Linked DNA regions of Homo sapiens: region 1 is linked to region 2. Evidence: read pairs that join two places in POLR2A ChIA-PET (ENCODE). Cell type or tissue: Panc1. All regions are shown on one strand. Links, peaks and the distances in the headings refer to the core of each region. The heading gives the core; the rest is flanking DNA.

What was found. Peaks named below come from ENCODE experiments on the same cell type or tissue, not always from the same donor. Only the 100,000 strongest peaks of a DNase experiment are listed, where the experiment ranks them.
Region 1: POLR2A ChIA-PET joins it to region 2 with 6 read pairs; 1 of 35 experiments calls an interaction of 5 or more read pairs at or near these places.

Annotation. Positions count from the first base shown.
Region 1 is chr12:118,359,449-118,362,371 of GRCh38, forward strand. All of the region lies in intron 1 of TAOK3 (TAO kinase 3), which reads right to left. Among named protein-coding and RNA genes, the nearest start is that of TAOK3, 12 kb to the right of the region's middle. In Panc1, for the core only: no CTCF peak of the experiment used is centred there; no DNase peak of the experiment used is centred there; H3K27ac peaks cover 1,179 bases.
Region 2 is chr12:119,228,340-119,231,262 of GRCh38, forward strand. The region is part of intron 2 of LOC105370025 (a long non-coding RNA gene); the gene reads right to left. Among named protein-coding and RNA genes, the nearest start is that of HSPB8-AS1, 46 kb to the left of the region's middle. In Panc1, for the core only: no CTCF peak of the experiment used is centred there; a DNase peak (open chromatin) is centred at 1,657; H3K27me3 peaks cover 213 bases.

The sequences.
Region 1 (2,923 bases), core at 295-2,794, 870 kb before region 2:
ACTAGAGTAAGGTTTCAAGGAACACAATATTAGAAAGAAAAGAACCAATTTACTTACAGGAGGACAACTCACCATCTCTTGATAATGAAGAAAAGGCAACCATTCTCATTTTAATTTGCAAATTGAAAGTTAATTCTCTTTTAAACTTATGTATTTAAAAATCTTCAAGAAACTTTGTACAATACTAAAAAGGAACTGCAGATAAAAACAGCGTGATCTGGGTGCCACACATTACTATCAGTATTGCAAGCTGAAGTATTTCCTGTTACAACGCCCATTGGTTCCCACAGGTGCAAGTGCCTATGGGTGGTGGCAATTCACCCTTCCTTTTGTAAGAGATCCACTAAAGGAGATTTAAGATTGGCACAAGCAATGCTAGGAACTATTCGAACAGAACTACCTTGGGCTAATACCGAGAGACACCCAAACTAGGATGATTGTGAATTGATGATTACCTAATTCAAAAAAGCTGGAGAAAATTTATTTCAATACTTTCATTATTTTTCTAAGATGCGCGATTATTAAGAATGTATGTGGTCAGGCGTGGTGGCTCACACCTGTAATCCCAGCACTTTGGGAGGCCGAGGCAGGCGGATCACCTGAGGTTAGGAGTTCAACACCGGCCTGGCCAACATGGTGAAACCCAGTCTCTACTAAAAATACAAAAATGGCTGGGCGTGGTGGCAGGAGGCCGTAATCTCAGGTACTCGGGAGGCTGAGGCAGGAGAATCACTTGAACCCAGGAGGCGGAGGCTGCAGTGAGCCAAGATTGTACCACTGCACTCCAGCCTGGGCGACAGAGTGAGACTGTCTCAAAAGAAAAAAAAAAAAAAGTATGGCCGGGCACGGTGGCTCACGCCTGTAATTCCAGCACTTTGGGAGGCTGAGGCAGGCGGATCACGAGGTCAGGAGATCGACACCATCCTGGCTAACATGGTGAAACCTCATCTCTACTAAAAATACAAAAAAATTAGCCGGGCATGGTGGTGGGCACCTGTAGTTCCAGCTACTCGGGAGGCTGAGGCAGGAGAATGGCGTGAACCAGGAAGGCGGAGCTTGCAGTGAGCCAAGATCGCGCCACTGGACTCCAGCCCGGGCGACACAGCGAGACTCCGTCTCAAAAAAAAAAAAAAAAAAAAAGTATGTGATTTCATTCAACAAATGCTTACTAATTGGCTTCTATGTGCAGGGCACTATTCTAGGCACTAGGAATACAATAATGAACAAAATAAAGTCCCTGTGGTCATTCATATAATATTTAGTGGACTTTTGAGCATTTCATATATAATGAGGAAACTTCCATAAAGGCAGAGATTAAGAAATTTGTATGGAAATTTGGAAACTCATTTGTAGTTAGTGTAGTTACTAAGAAGCATTGTAATAAGTGGTCACCAATTTAAACCTAAACAGAACTTTTCCAGAAACTGTCACACAAAAGTAGTGTTCTTTATGTTTTAATTGTTTTTAAAAGGCCATGTTGGAGGTAAAGGCATATGTTCCAGCAGGGAAAAGGAAAAACTTCTCACTATGAGTCATCAGTGACTAAGTTATTTTAATTCAGGCTTAAAACACATTTCAAACCCAATTACTTGTATATGCAGAAAACTGATAACAACCCTAAATTAACATCAGAAGCTTGATTTGACCAATTTTCAGGGTCAATATCAGCATCGAAGCAAAACAAGTGAAATTTTTTCTCAAGGGATAATGCCCCCGTACTGAATTTTATTATTATTTTGGTCTTATTAGACTTTAATGCCTAAAAGCCATGTCATCAAGCTTCCACTAGACTTCGTTACAGTGAACAGAGTTTTCTTAGGTTTTAGCCACAATGAGATACAGCCATCGTGGATGTATGGTGTGGTAGTAGGAATGGCTTTCATTTGTATTCAATGAAATAAAAATATAGTAAATTCAAGGCTGCTCCAAGAAAAATGTAAAACCCCGAGAGTAGAATTTGCAGATGAATACTACTCTTCCAAACTATCATTTACTTCCTTAGGATTTTTTTTTCTTTTTTTTTTTTTGAGATGGAGTCTGACTCTGTCACCCAGGCTGGAGTGCAGTGGCACGATCTTGGATCACTGCAACCTCCGCCTCCTGGGTTCAAGCGATTCTCATGCCTCAGCCTCCAGAGTAGCTGGGATTACAGGCATGCACCACCACATCCAGCTAATTTTTGTATTTTTAGTAGAGACGGGGGTTTCACCATGTTGGCCAGGCTGGTCTTGAACTCCTGACCTCAAGTGATCCACCTGCCTCAGCCTCCCAAAGTGGTGGGATTACAGGTGTGAGCCACTACACCTGGCTAGGATTTTATTTCCTTATTATTTTTAAAATTTCAACTTTTATTTTAGATACGGGGGTACATGCACAGGTTTGTTACATGGGAATATTGCACGATGTTGAGGTTTGGGGTATGGATCCCATCACCCAGGTAGTGAGCATAGTCAAACTATTAATAAAAATAATAATAATAAAAAAACATGCTGGTGAGGCTTCAGAGAAAGGGGACTGCTTATACACTGATGGTGCGAATGTAAATTAGTCCAGCCACTGTGGAAAGCAGTCTGGAGACTTCCTTATTTTTAAAATAACGAAACCTTTTTAGCCAACAAATCGGAGGAACTCTCAAAGTCAAATTTCTCTATTTAGTCAGTCAAGAAATATTTATTGTGCAACTACTAACTGCTAGGCACTGTTCTATGAGTTGGAGATACAGCAATTAATAAAACAAAAATCTTTGCTTTCATAGACCCTAAAATTTAGGGGTGTCCAATCTTTTGGCTTCCCTGGGCCATAATGAAAGACGAAGAATTGTCTTGGGCCACACATAAAATACACCAACACTAACAATAGCTGATGGGCTAAAAAAAAAAAAAAAAAAAGGTCCATGCATAAATCTCACATAAATCTCACAATG
Region 2 (2,923 bases), core at 321-2,820:
TTTGTGTACATACACATATATGTCCCATACACGTGTACGCATGTGCATGCACACGGATCCAACAGAAACCCCTGCTCTCATGAAGCTTACCCTCTAATGGAGGAGAAGGACAATAAGTCATATACACACACACACACACACACACACCCAGGCACACATACATATACACAGATGCTCCTTGATTTACAATAAATCCATCATAAGTTGAAAATATTGTAAGTCAAAAACGCATAAATAGGTTGGGCACGGTGGCTCACACCTGTAATCCCAGCACTTTGGGAGGCCAAGGCTGGCAGATCACCTGAGGTCAGGAATTCGAGACCAGCCTGGCCAACATGGTGAAACCCCATCTCTACTAAAAATACAAAAATTAGCCAGGCGTGGTGACGGGTGCCTGTAATCCCAGCTACTTGGGGGGCTGAGGCAGGAGAATCGCTTGACCCCGGGAGGCGGAGGTTGCAGTGAGTTGAGATCGCGCCACTGCACTGCAGCCTGGGCAACAAAAGGGAGACTCCATCTCAAAACAAACAAAAACAAAAACAAAAAAAACCCCGCATAAATACACCTAACTTACTGAACATCCTAGCTTAGCCTAGCCTAAATTTAACGTGCTCAGAACATTTACTTAGCCTATAGTGGGGCAAAATCATCTAACACAAAGTCTATATTATAATAAAGGGTTGAATATCTGATGTATTTTATTGACTACTAATTATTACATCAAAATTATATACATGTATAAACATGTATACATATATAAACATGTATACCTATGTATATGTATATATGTTGGTAATATGTACTATGGAGAAAAACCAGGGGAAGGAAGTCAGAGAGTATCAGGGGTTGGAGTTGCCTTTTTAAATGGTTGGGGTCAGAGAAGGCCTGGATGAGAAGGTGGCATTTGAATAAAGACTTGAAGGAGGTGAGGAAATAATGGCTAACTGAGAAAGAGTGCTTCAGGAAGAAGGTTCAACAGTGCAAAAGCCCTGAGGTAGGTAGTTGCCTGACATGTTTGAAGAAGGCAAACAAGACAGTGTGGCTGGAGGGAATGAGCAAGGAGGTGAGTGGGAGGGGATGAGATTAGAACTGGGTGGTGGGTGGGGTCATGTGGGGCTTGATAAGCAGTTCCAAAGACATTGGCTTTTACTCCAAGAGAACACCAGAGGCCACTGGGGAGTTCTGAGGAGAGAATCACATTTTAGCAGCAGTATTGTTTTCAAAATACACTGATTAGACTGCAAGTTTGTCCAACCCGCAGCCCGTGGGCTACATGCAGCCCAGGACAGCTTTGAATGCAGCCCAACACAAATTCATAAACTTCCTTAAAACATTATGAGATTTTCTTTGGATTTCTTTTTCTTTCTTTTTTTTTTTTTTTTGCTCATCAGCTAGCGTTAGTATATTTTATAATGTGTGGCCCAAGACAATTCCTCTTCTTCCAATGTGGCTCAGGGAAGCCAAAAGTTTGGGCATTGCTGGATTAGAGCAAGGGTACAATTGACAGATTATTACAATAATCCACGTGAGAGACTAGGTCCAAGACCACAATAAAAACCACCAGTTTTCCAACAAATTCCATTCTCTCTTCCATAGCCGTAAGTGAACCGTTGCTGCTCAACAGGGGACTACATTTCCCAGCCTCCCCTGGGGCAAGGTCGAATCATGTGACTAAGTTCTAACCAATGAAATATAAACAAAAGAGACGTGTGCAACACTGCCTCACTTGCTTGAAAAAAATGGTGGGTCGTGTTCTTTTGCCCCCTGCTCGTTTATACAAAGGCACAGGAATGTGCCTGGATGCAGCTGAATCATGCCGATGAGAACAACTGAAGGAAGCTGCGTCCCTGTGTGAAGGTGTGGAGCAAAGTCTAATATACTCCTAGGCTGTTCACCTCAGGACCATCTCATGAATGAGAAATAAATATCTGTCTTCTGTAATCCACTGTATTTTGGCATTCTTTGTTACAGCAGCTTAACCTTTACCTCAACTAATACACAGAATTTTACGGAAGGTTTAGCAACATCAGAAGTGAATTACAGCACAGTGTAGAATAGGAAACAACCTACAATGTAATACTCATCGCCTCTATCCTTAAAGCTCCTTAACCAAACCCTGCAGGGAATTTTTCAGACAGTCTTTTACTTCTCTGATACATGTATTTCTCCAACTTCCCAGGGCCTGGGGACATCCGCAAAATTTTCTTTCATTTTATTAAGCAAATGAATATTTTGTGAATCTCTATCACAGACAAACTCCAGGAACTTCCTTTGCATTACTCAAAAGATTTGGTGGTGCACCTAACCCAGGTGAACATCTTGACACGAATAATTATTGAAAGTAATGGCAAAAACCTCAATTACATTTGTGCCACCTAATAGCAGAAACTTTGTTATCAACAGTTTTCCTCTCATTTGCTTTACAGTAAGCTTTTCAGCACTTCCTCCTCCCCTAAAAATACTCTCAAGAAGTAGAAGTGGAGAAGGAGGGGAAACATATTTTCCTCTAACCTGACCAAATCTTAGCGTTTGCTCCTGGGGTTTTAGATGATGCTTTCTCCCATTTACTCAGACCCAGATATTTATATGACAGGCACCCCTATATATGCATCCACATGGTTCCTTCTTATAGACACACACTCAGGCACACGCAGACACACAGACAGCTGAGTCATGCTGGAAGGTCCCTAGTTGTCCATTCTGTTCTTTTCTGCCTTCAAACCCCAGCCTTCAACAACACTTCCCAAGACCGCGGCTCTGTGTCCTTTCCACTGGTTGATTCTTTGGGTTTCTCACCAAAATTCACAGTGGGAACGTTATGCTGGCTCATTTCCTCCCTGCTTTTATGGTCTGTCCTATTCATTAGTAACACTATGAAGCGGCTTGTAAAATGCATCAGAAACAAGGTCTCCTCTGGAGGACC